2 separate regions of the Homo sapiens genome follow, and region 1 is linked to region 2. The links are chromatin loops, found by intact Hi-C in ENCODE. Cell type or tissue: endothelial cell of umbilical vein. All regions are shown on one strand.

Region 1 (8,000 bases), 100 kb before region 2:
GGCGGGCAGGTGGGACCGGAGGCAGGTCTGGAGCCCCAGCCTCTGTCCTGTGCTCTCCACACCTCGTGCTTCTGCACAGGGCTCGGCAGGGTCCAAAGGATTCCAGTGTGGTCTGTCAGGCGCGTTGTCTGGGTCAGGGCCCCCAGCACACTTTTAGTTTGATTTGTAACTTTAAACGTTTGAACACAGGGCACATGGGCTTCTCTTTCCCTGGCCCGCACAGTATCTGGAAGGTCAGCTCAGAGTCCGGCACAATCATTCTCTATGAGAACTTTGTGGTCAGACAATATGGCTCAAAGGCAGCCTCCTGCCGTGTGGGCGCTCACCGAGCTGCCCTGACCTCGGTTCCCTAACCTGGAAAACGGCAGAGAGACCCTGCAGAGACGTGCCCTGACCTCGGTTCCCTAACCTGGAAAACGGCAGAGAGACCCTGCAGAGACGTGCCCTGACCTCGGTTCCCTAACCTGGAAAACGGCAGAGAGACCCTGCAGAGACGTGGGGCAGGAGTCACAGGCGACGCAGAGCCCGATGGGCCGCGGCACTGGGCTGGGTTGGGCAGTGCCCCCGAATTCATTTCCCTGGAGCCTCAGGATGTCACTGTAGTCGGAGAGAGGGTCTTTGCAGATATGGCCAAGTTAAGGTGAGGTCATTAGGATGGGTCTGGTCCAACGGCTGGTGTCCTTAGGGGAAGAGGGAAATTTGAACATAGACACGGGGAAACGCCACGTGAAGACGGAGGCTGGGGCTGGGGGGCAGCGTCTGCAGGCCGAGGAAGGAGTCGCCAGGAGGGCTGCAGGGCCGAGTCTCCCCGGATTCTTTGGAGGGGCCGCGCCTGGCCCGCCCGGCCTTGGCTCTCAGACATCCGGGCTCTAGGACCGTGGGAGGCCGCATCCCTGCTGGTCCAGCCGCTGGGTTTCTGGGGCTTCGTTTCAGCAGCTCGGCATGTAAGAGCCGCAGCTCCTCTTCACTGCCCACCCTCAGGCTATGTGGAAACCCCACTCTCTTAGGACTAGGCAGACCCTTTGCTTTCTAAACTAGCGAGAACGCCATTCCCTGGGTCTGGCAGCTCCCCTGCACTGTGCCGACACCCAACGCTCACTCAAGGTCCGGGCCAGCTCGTCCTCACTGTGCCGTGGAGACCCCTGGACCTGCCAGGTCCCACAGCCGCTTACCGGCCAAGTCGGTGGAGACCAGAGACCATCGCTGCTGTTTGTGCCTCACACGGTTTTGAATCTCCAGGGACCAAGTGACTTCCGGGAAGGTGCGGTGAGATCTGGACTCACTGCTGATTCCCTGAGATGTGGGCCGAGGTTCAGCTGCTCCTTGAACCTGTGAGGTACAGGCCAGGGGTGAATGTGAGTTGGCCAGAAACAGTTCCCCGAGGATACCAAAAAGCTAGTAATAAAATGAAAATAAGTGCAGCTGGCAGCTCCTAGGTGCCACCCTGCCCTGACCCAGTTCCCTTGGCCTCAGCAGCACCCTGGAGGATGGGAAAAGGCTGGCAGCGTGATGGGGAGGCCCCGGAATCCCCTTCTGCATCAGGCCTGCTCCTGCCAAGCACGCACCCGCACCCCACAGCCTGGGGGCAGGCAGGCCTGGGCTGCATTAACCCTGTTACCCAGGGGACCCCCGGGCACTCTCCTGGGTGGAGCCCACGGGGCACTTGACTTGGTTTTTGCAAAAAGACCTGCCAGTCTCTGCGTTGGCTCCTCCCTTTCACTCTCTCCTCTGGGTACATCTCCAGGCCAGGGGGTCCCAACTCCAGAGAGCACGGGGCAGTAAGAGGGCAAGTGTGGGGACGGCGTGAGTCCACTGTGCAGGTCGGAGGTGGCCCCAGCCTGAGGAATACTGCGCACCCTCCCTAGCAAGGACCACAGTGTGGTATGTTTGCTCGGCTCCAGAAAACATAAATCAAATCCAAGAGGAGGAAGACCTGAGTGGTATTTACCGCTCAAACCCGATCTTTTTTGAACTCAGCTGCCTCCCTCACTGAACGGGGATTGTGCGGTCAGCCTGGGTGCAAGCCAGGGTCAGCAGACATACATCCCTGCCCACAGTGCCCTGCAGTTGAGCGTGAAATTCCACCACAGCTTCCCGGGGCCTGGTTGGTCGGGAAGACTCACATCCCGGCCTCTCTTCCTGTCGTAAAATCACCCCTGCGTGGTGTTGGCATATTTGCTGTCCAGCTCAGCAGGGGCGGGCCCCTGGAGCTGCCACGGATCAGCCACCTGCCCCTCCAGGCCTCCTAGCTCAACAGGTTGTGGGTGCCACTGGGACTCATAGCTCCCGGGACACTGGGGCTACCCGTGCCTACTTGGACAAAGCTGTTAAAAGCCCAAGCCCCCACGGCTGCTCCGGCTCAACGTGGGCTCCCTCGTGTCAGCCCTGCTGATGCTGACCTGGCTTTATTTCCATCAACAGACCCAACACCCAATCACAACACAGTGAAAGAAGAGCTGGCGAGGAAAACCGTGTTTGCTTGCACCAATGTCCTGGACTTCTTCGCTGAAACCTAAGTGGACGCTGAGGAGAACGCCCCCCACGTCCTCAGGGACCGAGCCACTTCCAGGCCTCGCCAAGAAGAAGGGCTGCTTTCCACAGGTTTCTTTTGTGGAAATGCCCTGTCCAGCCTTGAGACTCACGCAGGGAGTGTGCGAGTGTGTGCCCGGGGAGTGTTCATACCCCTCCGGCTTCAGAAAACAAAGAAAAATCACCTTTACCTACTGCTTTTGGTGTTCAGGCATATCTGAAATTCATTGTTATGATTATGATGGGTTGGAGAGGTCATCGTTTCAGGATATGACAGAGTTTAGTAACACAGACCATGAGGTTCTCTCAGCTTTGTGGGACTCAAGGGTGCCACACTGCCATGTGTTTGAAGGCTACCGCGAGGTCCCCGGAGCTCAGGAAGAACCGCGTCCCTCTGGGGAGGAAATGCAATTTGCTCTTGCTTAGGGGCCTGTGTTCGTACCCACATATCACAGGGACACGGTGGGGCTGTGAGGCAAGGGCACATTTCACGCAAGAGATGCACCACGACCGTGAACCAGCAGCGGACGCAGGACGTGCGCCAAGACAAACACGGCCCAGGCTGCCGGGCAGTCTGCCCAGGGCAAAGCCTGATTACCAGATGGGGCCAGGAGGAAACGGGCGGACCCGGCTGCTGTCCCGTGGGCCTGGTCATCGTCCACAGTGCAGCCAGGGCTCGCCCGTACACTCCGTGCATATTGTCTGGAATTCACTTCTGGCTGCTACTAAAGCGGGGTCGCCGTTTATCCGCACGGAGGAAGGCCATGAGAAGCCACACATCAGTGTGGATTTACATCCCACGTTCCCTAAAGGAGACAGCGCGGAGCGCTTGAGGCCAGGACAGGCACCCGCACACAGCCCGTCTGCCGGCCTCGCTTCCTCCAAGGGGGTGCCGGCCTGACCCCGTTCTCTTCCAGGCTGCTGAGACCAGCATCCGAGCCAGCCCAGGCCATAAACAAAGCCACAGCCAAAGGTGCTTCAGCAGCAGATGCCCATCCCCCAGCTTGGGACTGCAAGCCTGGGGTCAAGGTGCCAGCAGAGGAGGGTCCACTGAGGCCTCTTCCTGGCTCACAGAGGCACCTTCTCACTGAGCTTGGCAAGGCCGAGGAGGAAGCCAGCACTCCCTTTTCTCTTCTTGCAGGGACACCTGTGCCATCCTGAGGCCTCCACCCACAGGACTCCATCCAACCTCAGCACCTCCCAAAGACCCCACCCTAACACCGTCACAGGGGGCTTAGGACTTCAGTGCATGGATCCTGGGGGATCCATTTCAGTCCACAGCAGCCATAAGCCAAAGACTTCCTTCCGAATTCTTACCTGGTTAAGCGAGAGGCTCCTCTGGGCGTTGTTGCTGCCCTAATGGGGCTGGTGGGCCACAGACGGCAACAGGCCAGGTAGCAGGATCCCCAGGTCCAGCAGTCCTCGCCGCATCTGCTGCTCCAGCAGCTCCTCCACTCTTCCTAGGGCCTGAGCCTACGCTGTGAGGGACCTCGCATGCAAAACAGAGGAGGTTGTAGGGGGTTGTGGGGGGCGGGGACGAGGGATCTTTGTGATCAGAGTAGAAGACGGGCAGGTGAGGAGTTAAATAGGCCGCCAACCAGAGGCAGGTGTGAGCAGTTAAACAGGCCCAACCAGAGGCAGGTGTGAGCAGTTAAACAGGCCCAACCAGAGGCAGGTGTGAGCGTCACCTGCTGCTGAACACCTGCTGTGAGCCTTGGGAGCCCCAGACAGGGTCCCTGACTCTGTAGCTGGTGTTCCCCTCCCTCCCCCGCGAGTCCTACAAACCAGGCTTAATTCCAGTGAGTGTTTGTGCTCAAACCTCCCCATTTGCCTCAGAAGAAGGAGGGAGTCGCGAGCCCAGAGGACAAGGAGAGCTCAGGGGTCCGCATCAGAATTAATGAAGGCTTGGGGGCCTCCATTCACTCCCTCAACAAACACTGAGTACTTTAGGAAAAGGCCTCATGCTTGATGTGTGGATCTGAGAGTGTTTTATATTTTTCTCAGGTTTCTAAGTATCGTTTCAAAACCTCACACAAAATTTTTTAGGCTAAAGTTTCAGGAGTTGCCAAATTACAGCACAAGCAAATTCCAAACATACCGGTGGAAAATAACCCACAGAGGTAGATGTTCTCTTTAGAGCTGAGATCAGAAATTGCTCTGCTGTAAAACTTCAACCACAAATAATAACGTCGCTGTTAAAAATAAGCATCATTATCTATGGAGTCTGAGAGGGGAACGCTGAGAGGAAGGGTCGGCCAGCCGTGTGCAGCAGGACCAGGAGGCCCTGCGAGCCCCAGATCACGTCTACCGCGCGTGTGTGCACTGATCCACCCACACAGGCGTTCAGGGCCCTACCTGGCCAATCGCGTGAAAGGCTGGCTCAGAAGGCGGTAAACTCTGTCAGGTCAAAATGAGTAATAACATTTCTAAAGCGACAAGGCTACAAAGGAAGCTGGACTCACCGGATCCCGGGAGGTTTGCGAGGCCCAGCGAAGGGCGTGGGCTGGGAGGCCCCATGAAGGAGTCATGGAGCCAATACGGGGCTCACCACCCCGCAAGCGGCGCCCCGGAGCCCCTGCTGGTCCCAAATCTCTGACCTCAACCCTCAGTTCTTGTCCTCTGACCTGAGACTCTGACCAGAAACCATGAGTGCGTGACCTCAGGCAGCCTGAGAGGTAATTCCACAGCTTCTAGTTGGGTGAGCACATCCCCTTAGCAGGGTCAGAAAGTCCCGGAAGGGAGACAGGGGTGTAGACAGCCAGAGAAGAAAATTCTCTGGCTGATTTGGTAATCGGTCAACTGGACTTGAAGCAATGAGCTTTGTAAGAGTTTTGATATTTTAATTTTTAAAGGCATCTGAAGTTTATGAGCATCTGAAGTATAAATTTGTGAGCTTATCAAAATGCTTAAGAATTTTAAAGTTTTAAAAAGATTAAGCTTTTCATCAGTGTTTAAATACTTAAGGCAATGGTTCCCAGTCAGGGGTAACCTTGGTACTGTGGGGAGATAATTTTTATTGTCACAACTGGGAGGTGCTGCTGGCCTCTTAAGACCCTGTTGTAGGACAGCCTCCATAACAAAGAATTACCCGCTCAAAACATCCACAGTGCTGGGGCTGAGAAACTCGGATTTAAGGAAGTCACCTTTGAGTCAAGCAGCCTGTTTGTAAATATTGTCTAATTGCCTGAGAAGATCTTATTCATTAGATTTACAGTTTTCCCTTGCTAGGGGTTTGAAGTACTTACGAAAATCAGATATGTTAAATTTATGATGATGGTTTGAAAAACAACGTCTGAAGAAATTTTATCAAATAACTGGTCCAAAATACGTATTTAAATTTAATCTGCAAAATGTATACACTGAGTATTAAAGAAACAGGAAATGTGTGTTTTTAGTCTTCACATCAAAATTGCTCTATTAATGAACAAATAAAAGATTAAGTTACACCTGCAGGCTTAAGAGAAATGGTTTTACAATGTACACTTGATGCACGTCACTAAAATAAGCAAAAGCCTTTGCAGGAGAGCAGGCAAGGCAGCCCTTTGTCGCAGAGCTGGAAAGAGGACGTCTGCAGGGCACAGTTTGCGCTGCTGACCCCGCGAGGCAAGGGCAGTGGCAGCCGCCTCTAAAAGCTTGTGTGGGAGCAGCACGGGGGAATGCAGAGCACATGCAGAACCGGTGCCCCATGAGCACGACTCATGGCGATCCTCAGTGTCTTGACAATACCTTTGGGGAAGCTGCTGAGAGTGGGGCAGGAGCAAGGGGACAGCAGCACCCCTCCCTGTGTGGGCCCCCAGGATGTCCTTGGGAGGACACATAGTGGCCAGAGCCAGCCTGAGCTTGAATTTTCACCAGCCCTGTGACCCCAACCCTGTCCACTCACCAGACCTTGCTTTAGCCCCAAAAGCTGGGCGTCATTGTCTGGACTTCATGGTGGAGGACAGTGAGCCCACTGACCTATCCATCCTCACCCCACCGCTGACGTGTCCAGCTGGCGAAGGCAGATCTGTTCTATTCTGGCCCGAATCTCTTCCCATGCTAGGCTGTGTAAGATTGGGGGTGTCAAAAATCAACAACCATTCTCATTCTCTTGGGATCTCCCCGGAGCCTTTGGCCAGACACCAGGAGGCACTAGAGGGTTTAAGAATTTGCAAGACAGTTGACTCCCTTGGTCACACTGGGGTTCAGCCAGGCCTAGAATCCTGTGGGGGATCTCCCCCAGCAAGGCCTTTTACTTTCAGCACTGACTCTGATGGTTGTAGATAATTAAATCTTGCTACTTCAGGGAGGTAACTGGTGCCAGAATATTCCCTTGCTATAACGCAGTTCACCTGCAATGCTGAACCCAACATCTTTCAAAATTTCAATTCACATTTGCAGAATTAAAATCTTCAAAAGAAATATAAAATGTGAAGATACATAAAGTATTATCCAAAAAGAGAGAGAGAGTCATTGCTGCTATTCAGATATCAAGGTGTAATAAGCCTTTCAGCATTTCACAAAAGATAGGAACAGATGCCATTGTAATTCTTGTTCAGGAGGGCACAAGGACCAGCGCCCAGCTCTGTGACCAGAAGTGGGTTAAATTTCCACCCACTCTACAATAAGCACACAATAAGTATTTATTATATGTCTAATACATGTAATGGATATTAGGGATTTTTAGTAAATCCCTAATTAAGTTAAGTATTTATGAAGGGTAATGATTTCAGAGCAACAGTGATAGAAGAGTGTTTCCCAATCATTATCTCCCTGAAGAAAGGAAAACTCTTTATGGTCCTTGTAATGGACACCAGGGGTGAGAAAAGTGAAGAGGGGATCAGAAGAGAGAGGAGAATCCATCATAGTTAATGTTAATGAGGACCAGGACAGAGGGGGCCACAGACCTGGAAAGGAGGTGGCTTCCATGTGTTACTGCTTCCCTATCAGCCGTGATTTCTCACCCATATTAGTCTAGACTTCACCTCCAGAACAATCCTCCAACCCCCATTTCACCAAAACATGCTGGAAAAAGTAACTCCATATTCAAAGAATTGATACAGACTTTTAAGTCCTTAGCTTTTTTTGCTTGTCTGCTATATTAGCCACAGTTGACAACTCCATCCTCACTGTTGACCTCCACATCCTCACTGTTGACCTCCCACCCTCACTGTTGACTCCCCACCCTCCCTGTGGGCTTCATCATCCTCACTGTTGACCTCCATCTTCTCACTGTTGACCACCCTGTCCTCCCTGTTGACATTCCCATCCTCACTGTTGACCTCCCCATCCTCACTGTTGACCTCCCCATCCTCACTGTTGACTCCTCATCCTCCCTGTTGGCTTCATCATCCTCATTGTTGACCTCCCCATCCTCACTGTTGACTCCCCATCCTCACTGTTGACTCCTCATCCTCCCTGTTGGCTTCATCATCCTCACTGTTGACCTCCCCATCCTCACTGTTGACTCCCCATTCTCACTGTTGACCTCC
Region 2 (8,000 bases):
GTGTGTTTAAGTTTTCAGCTGTTCATTGCCAGTATATAGAAATATGATTAATTTTGAATGTTGACATTCTATCCAGCAACCTTGCTAAACATACCTATTAGTTCTAGCAGCCTTTTTTGTACATTTCTTGGAATTTTCTACATAAATAATCACATCACCTATGAACAGGGACAGTTTTTTTTTTGTTTCAACTGCATGCCTTTTAATTTCCTTTTCTTGCTCCATTTGCTGGCTAGGGTTTACAGTGTGATGGTGAATAAGAGTGGTGAGAATGGACACCCTTGCCTTGTTCCAAATCTTAGGAGAAAACCCTTTGCTCTGTCACTATCTTGATATCAGCCATAGTGAATTTTTTTTTAATAAATACGCCTTATCAGGTTAAGGAAATTCCCTTCTCTTCCTAGTTTGCTGAGAGTTTTTGTCATGACTAGATGCTGAATTTTGTCAAATGCTTTTTCTTCATCCGTGGACAAAATCACATAGTTTTTTTTTTTAGTCTGTTAATATAGTGAATTGCATTGATTGATTGTCAAAAGTAGAACCAGCCTTGCATTCCTGGAATAAGCCCATTTCATTGTGATGGATTATTTATTTCATATAGTGTTCGATTTGATTGGCTGATATTCTGTTGAGAATTGATGATGATGAGGGCTGCTGGTCCATAGTTTCTCTTCTTTCCCTGGTTTGGGCATCAAGATAATACTGGTTTCATAAAATAAGTTAGTGCTCCTTCCTCTTCTATTTTCTGAAAGACTGTATACAGTTTCTGATATTTCTTCTTTGAATGTTTAGTAGAATTTTCCAGTGAGATCATCTGGACCTGGAGTTTTATTTTTGGAAGATTTTTAACTAAAAAATCAATTTCTTTGATACAGAACTATTTAGTTTATCTATTTCTTGTTAAGTGTGTTTTAATAGTGTGTGGCTTTTAAGGAACTTGGCCGTTTCATTTAACTTCTCAAATTTAGGTGCGTAGAGTTGTTCATAGTGGTCCATTACTGTCATTTTTATGTCGGTTGTGTCTATAATGCTATCATCTCTTTCAGTCTTAATATTGATCATTTGTTTTCTCTCTTTTCTCTCTGTCATTTACCAGTTTGTTGATATTTTTAAGAACTGTTTTGAATTCATTGATTTTCTTTCTTGTTTTTCTGTTTCCAATTTTCATACAGTTCAAATTTTTTTCTAATTTCTTTGAAATGTAAAATTGACCTATGCATTATCTAAGTGTGTCATTTAGCCTTCAAGTAGCTGGAAGTTTCCCCAATATCTTTTTGTTATTAATTTCTAGCTTAGCTTTATTGTGGTCAAAAGCATGCTTTGCATGATTTCAGATCTTATAAAATTGTTAGAGCTTTCAATGACCCATGGCATGATTTACCCTAGTGAACATTTCACGTGCCCCTGAGAACGTGTGTGCTGCTATTGCTCGGCAGCGTGTTCTGCACATGTCAAGTGAGTCCAGGTGGTTGGTGATGCTGTTCAGTTCTTTATCCTCCTTCTAGAAGATTTTCTGTTCTATTCTAACCATGACTGATAAAGGAGTGTTGAAGACTCCAACTACCAACTACAGTTATTAATCCATCATTTCTCCTCTCGGTCCCACCAGTTTATGTTTCGTATATTTTGAAGTTCTTCTGTCACGTGCATACTCAGGACGGCAACGTCTGCTTGTGGACCTGACCTCTCACCATCATGCAGTGCCCTTCCTCATCAACCACAATCTTCCTGGCTCTGATGTCTATCTCGTCTCTGCAGCCACCGAAGCTTTTTTATTATCATTAATGTTTATGTGGTGCATCTTTTCATCCCCCTACATCATTATATTTAAAGTAGGCTTCCTGGAGACAGCACAGTTTGGTCTTTTTAAAATATCCAATCTGATCATCTGGTTTTTGATTGATATGCTTAAGCTACTTATATTTAATTTAGTTACTGGGGTGTTTGGATTTAAGTATGTCATTTCATGATTTGTTTTCTGATTGTGTCTTACATTTTTTTAATCAATTTCCCCTTTTATATCTCCATTTGGATTCTTAGAATAGTTTTAATATTCCATGTTAAGGGTCTATTGGGGTCTGGTTTATATCTCTTTGCACAGCTGTGTGGGTGTGTGGTTCACGTACGAATTACAATTTACACAATTAACTTTTCACAGTCTACTGAGGATAACATTTTGCTGTTTCATGTGGACTACAGAAGCCACTTCCACAGCGGCCTCCATGCCCTCCGCTGGCCCCGTGCCCTCCCCTCTGTGTGGACCTCTGCGTTAGCTGAAAAGACCAGTGTTATGGATGCTGCCTTCATTCCTCATACACACCGAGAAAAAGGCCTATTTTATTCACCCAGACATTTATCATTTCTGTCACTTTCCCTTCATTCCTGAAGTTCCAGATTATCCTTACTGTTTCTCTCTGCTTGAAGTTTCTGTGGCGCTTCTTTTATCACAGGTAAATTGGAAATAAATTCTTAGTTTGTCTTCATCTGAGACTGTCTGTATTTCACATTCATTGCTGAAAGACACTTTTGCTGGATATAAGGTTCAAGGTGCGTAGCTCTTTTCCTCCATGCTCTGGGCCTGCTGTGCCACTTTGAGGACTCCAGGGCTCCTCCTGAAGGTGAATCCACGCTCCTTTGGATTTTTGCTCCCTGTGCGTCACGTGCTGATTCCTCTGGCTGACTTTAAGATTTCTTCGTGTTTGGTTTTCAGCTGTTTTATTATGCTGTGTCTGGGTGAGGGACTTCTTTAAGTTTATCATCTTTGGGTGGCAGAATAAATTTCATAAGCAGCCTACTCATACTCTCTCAGATGAGTCATCACAATGTCTAATTGGCTAAAGGAAACTCTAGAGTCTTGAAGGAGTTACTATTTTCCCCCAAAATTAACTTAGAAGATCGAGAGTAATAAACCATTCTTACACATATATAGGTGCACTAGAAATAAAAAGAAAAAAAGAAATGTTTCTCTCTATTATTTTCGAGTAGGAAAAAAATGACAGCCTACATTTTAAGTCTGGGCCTTACATATTATTTCTGTGTACGGTGAAAGTGGAGGAAAAGGCCTTCTGTGTGATAATTACGGACAAGGTGCTTCTGGGGGGCTCACAGAACACAACAGTTAACAAGCGGGTGTCTTCACCAATCGTCATTACAGCTAATGTAGGCTGAGCAGTTCTTACACGGCAGGTGCTACACCCACCTCTTTACATGCACCCTCTCGTGTTATCCTTGGAACAACCTTGTGACCTTAAACATTATTAACCCCAATTTGCAGGTGAAATTGAGGCATAAGTAACTTTCCCAAGAACATACAACCAACAGATCCAAGAAGTCCATGTTCTTAAATCCCGACATGAACTCCTGTCACATCCTGAGAAGGCACTCATGCTGAGCAAGTTAAAGGAATCATCTCACCCTACCCACACATTAGCCAGGGGGGCCATTTCCTGTTTCATTTCCTATCAGTGTGTGTCTGTTCTTATTTGGAAAAGTAAAGGAGGCTTGGCTTAAACCAATCTATCCTTGAAGCCACATTTTAGAAGGGTAAATATTGCTTCTCATGTCACATGTTTGATCATGCTTCTAAACTAGCTGGGCAACCAGAGGCGCTGCCTCGGATCTGTGCTGCTCAAGGACACAGCTCTCCCTGTGGCTCTGGGTTCTGTCCCAATTCTCTCCCTCTGCTGCTCTTAAAAAGCCCTTATCCATTAGAGACACAGTAGTTACATAAAATTATATCTTTTGGGATGGCCAGAAAATACTCCAATCCAAAGAGAAAGAGAGATAGAGAGTGGGGACAGGCAGAAACTGATTAAACAAGTTGAGTCGTGAGTCAATAATTATTAGTCATAAGCCACTTAATTATTAATCAGGTGGTACTTGGTACATGGGAGTTCATTACACAGTCCTTTCTACATTTGTATGTACTCTTTAAACATCAAAATAAAAAGTTAAATTTTAAAACACAAATAGAAAACTAGTGTGTGTATAGATGTGTGTATCCATGTATATACCTGTGTGTATAAATCTGGTTTCTGCACTTACTGTTCTACTGAAATGAGTGGCTCTACGACGGCCCCGAATTTCCGAATCCTTGGGTCTGTTTTTAGACTTCTTCGCAACCAGTCGGCGGTGGACTCTGCTGATCTCTTCATTTATATGAACTGGCAACTCGCTGCCCTCTCACAGCTTTTGCGAGCTCCTTAATTTCTGCCGTGTTCTTGGTTTATTTGGAGTCAGGTTTCCTCTCCCCCATTTCTCACACGTTTTCCCTGAAGATGCTCTTCCGCTCACACGGCATCTACTGTTACCAAGTCTGAGGGAATTCCTGTTCTAAATCCCTTTTCAAAGCAGCAAATTGTGCTCTGAGGCAGCTCCTGTCCCTGGAGCAAAGGCTCTGGTCACTAAGGAGCGTTCTCGCGCACGTGAACAGCGCCCCCTGCCGTGGTGTGGAGATATTGCGTCATGGAGACCCTCCCTGCGCAGCTGCCGGCAGGACCCGAGTCTGTCCCCTACCTGGGAGACCTCTTGGCAACCAGGCAGTTTGCGGGGGTTGCTTCCTTGGCCCTTTCCACTCATCGGTGTTGAAGGGTTAGAGCAAACCAGCCGCCCTCAGCCACCAGCTCCCAGCAGATGAAGTCAGGGGTGTGAGAAGACGCTTCCTCATCCTTCTGTGACTCGAGGTATCTCTGCCCTTTGGGAAGCAAGAAGAACAGCAGCCGTTTCTGCCAGTGTCCTCATACAGCTATGGCTTCAGCAAGCCACGCGTGGTCATCTGTCAGGGTCTGGGAAGAGAAAGAAGCCACGGAAGCTACCAGAACAGATAATTCCCATGAGGGACTTGATGTAGGGAATCCGTAGGTAGAAGGTCCTTAACTGGGGGCCAGAGAGGAAGCTGCTGCCTCCCCAAGCTTGGAGGAAGAAAAGGAAGAGACGGACTTGTTCTCATTTTGACTCTTGAAGAAGGGACACATGGCCTGAAGAGGAGGCCCCAGCTGCTGTGAGGGTCTCGGAGGGAAAATTGCAAATGGGGTTTGGGAGCCACTGTGCAAAGTGAGTGAGCAGCCTTGCAGCTGTGGAGCATTGCAGGGATGCAGAGCCCGGCTGTGGCACTGAGAAGGCCGCAGGTGTCAGCGCCGGGCCCCTCCTCCTCCCGAGGGTGGGCAGGGCTGCGCTGCTGGAGGATGAACACCTGAGGGCTGGGCTGCTGCAGGATGCACTGCTCAGGTCACTCACTAGCGGGAGGGAGAATTTTAGGACTGACTAAAGTCTCCGGACACATCCTTGGCAAACACAGGGAAGATACGTGGTTAATGCTCCAGGCAGAATGCGCAAGCGTCCCAAATTCCTAGGCTGAAACCTCACCCACAAGGTGACAGTGTTAGGAGGTGGGGCCTTTGGGAGGTGATGAGGTTCGGAGGGTGGAGCCTCATGGTGGGATTAGTGCCCCTACAAAAGAGGCCCCAGGGAGCTGCCTTGTTCCTTCCGCCCCGTGGGGGCACAGCCAGAAGGCTCCATCTGTGAACCAGGAAGTCTGCCCAGACACCCAGACACTGGAGCAGGGATGTGGAAAATGCCAGGCATAGCCAGGTGATGGTGAGTGGCCCTCTGGGGGCCTGAGTCCAGGTGCCTAGGGGGTGGAGAAGGATCAGTCAAGGGAGCTGTGACCTAGGTGGGTGGCCAAGGCCTGTGATGCCACCAGGACTTAATGCTCTGGGCTGAGGATGCCATCGAAGGCACCTGAAACAATTTCTCTATTATAGAGAGAGGTGATCCTGGCCAAGGGACTAATTTAGAAGCAGCCAGTCTAATCTGACTAATGGCCAAGTAAGTGTCCTAAGCACTTGAAAAGCAGGCAAAACAGCAGCAGCAGAGGAAGATGGAGAAAAGTTCAGCCTGGACAGATTTGCCAAGAAGTTTGCAATCAGCAAATTCAGGGGGATTTTTTTTAAACCATAGTTTAAAATTTGTCTTGTTGCAAAATACAGATATACATATTTGAGTTACATGTGGGAGAGAATTGTAAGGTCTTGTGTGTGGTTAGGGCCCCTAAGTGTTTCCCTCTGGCCCTGTGGGCAGTACCCCACAGTTAGGAAGTCCAAGCCAGCAGGCCAGGACCCCCATGCTCACTTCTCTGCTGGCCTCAGTGGTGATGGAGCATTCACCTCTGGAACAGTGTCTCCTCTTGGCTTCCAGGCATCCTCCTGCCCCACCTCTCCCCCAGATGACTCTGTCCAGCCCTGCAGCTGAGGCTCACTCACCAGCCCTTGCTTGGCCCTGGCCCCTCCCCTGTGCTTCCTGCACCTGCATGGGACATGACAAGACACTCAGCTGAAAGCAGCCAACGCCCTCCTGTCCGTACCCCACTGCCCCCTTGTTTTGCCAAGCAAATGGCCTCACTGTCAGTCTACCCAATGTTTCAGGCCCGAACACGGAGTCATCCTCTGTCCCTTGGTTCTCCTCATCCCCCACCTCCAAGTACCCTCTGTGCCATCCTTTCCCCCACGCAGCTGTTCCAGCCCAAGCCACCTCGGCCCTGCCTGGACCACCAGGCTGGTCTGTCCCTGTGGTCTTTGGCTGTGAGCCTTTAAAACACAGTCAGGGGTTTGTTCCTCTACCCGGGCCCTTCACTGGCTTCACTTTGCCCCAGAAATAAACTCCAAAAGCTTTTCCAGGCATGTGTGGTCTGCAGGGGTAGCCCCCAGGTCTCCTTGCCACCCTGAAGTCTGAGACCTCACCTGGGCTCAGGGCTCCTTGGCTAGGGCCTGGCCACAATTCTCCAAGGGGCGCTCAGGTGGCCCCAGGGCCTTTGCACTTTTTATTCCCCCATTTCCTCCCTCCTTTAATTTCAATTTCAACCCAAAGACAGCTCAGAGGTGCCTTCCCCTAAGCCCCACCCTCACCCCCATCAGGGTGAGCACCCTCCCTGTGTCGCCCCCACCAGGGTGAGCACCCTCCCTGTGTCGCCCCCACCAGGGTGAGCACCCTCCCTGTGTCGCCCCCACCAGGGTGAGCACCCTCCCTGTGTCGCCCCCACCAGGGTGAGCACCCTCCCTGTGTCGCCCCCACCAGGGTGAGCACCCTCCCTGTGTCGCCCCCACCAGGGTGAGCACCCTCCCTGTGTCGCCCCCACCAGGGTGAGCACCCTCCCTGTGTCGCCCCCACCAGGGTGAGCACCCTCCCTGTGTCGCCCCCACCAGGGTGAGCACCCTCCCTGTGTCGCCCCCACCAGGGTGAGCACCCTCCCTGTGTCGCCCCCACCAGGGTGAGCACCCTCCCTGTGTCGCCCCCACCAGGGTGAGCACCCTCCCTGTGTCGCCCCCACCAGGGTGAGCACCCTCCCTGTGTCGCCCCCATCAGGGTGAGCACCCTCCCTGTGTCGCCCCCATCAGGGTGAGCACCCTCCCTGTGCACAACATTGACGTGCGTTCCTGTTGCTGTTTGTTTGTCCTCTGTAGGGTCCAGGAGAGCAGAGCCTTTGCTGAGTCCCAGCTTTACCCCCAGAGCCCACAACATGCCTGGTTTACAGTCGGTGCTGGATAAATGGGTTGAACTCATAAGGCTAAGGGAGGGAAGGGGTAAGGCAAGCTGCATACTTGTGGCCAGCAACCCTTAACTGGACTGCAGATGTGTTTGGGGCCTTTAAAAAAAGTTTATGTTAAAAGGGAGTTGTTTTCATGTTGGAACCCAGATGTGCTGGCCCGCTGCCCGCTGTACCTGCCATCTACTCACATCCCCGCCTGGCATCCCAGATGTGGGATTGGCTTGTGTGGAATATGAGAGCAGAGAGGAACGGGGTAATGGCAGGAGACTGGTGAGGCACAGCCCTTCCTTGAGGCTGAGGTGTCCGAGGAAACATCGTCCATCTGGGAGCAAGGCCCAGAAGGTCACACAGCCCTGGAAGTCACACCGCCCAAAGACACAGGCAGGGAGGAGGCAGACCCGCCCCCGGAGAATCCAAGGCAAATCCAGGCCAGCGACGAGGGGGCTCAGAAGAATCC

Evidence for each region. Peaks named below come from ENCODE experiments on the same cell type or tissue, not always from the same donor. Only the 100,000 strongest peaks of a DNase experiment are listed, where the experiment ranks them.
Region 1: a loop joins it to region 2, with 5 times the contacts of the local background. A loop is called at or near these places in 15 of 110 quality-filtered maps.

The regions. Positions count from the first base shown.
Region 1 is chr6:169,929,657-169,937,656 of GRCh38, reverse strand. LOC107986674 (a long non-coding RNA gene) reads right to left here and starts at 4,014. Exons shown (of 5, transcript XR_001744483.2): 1 at 3,847-4,014; 2 at 1,173-1,329. In endothelial cell of umbilical vein, a CTCF peak has its summit at 6,649 (motif pointing right); DNase peaks (open chromatin) are centred at 2,086, 2,466 and 3,096; H3K27ac peaks cover 2,446 bases.
Region 2 is chr6:169,828,262-169,836,261 of GRCh38, reverse strand. No RefSeq gene overlaps it. Among named protein-coding and RNA genes, the nearest start is that of LINC00242, 33 kb to the right of the region's middle. In endothelial cell of umbilical vein, a CTCF peak has its summit at 4,442 (motif pointing left); DNase peaks (open chromatin) are centred at 3,561 and 4,411.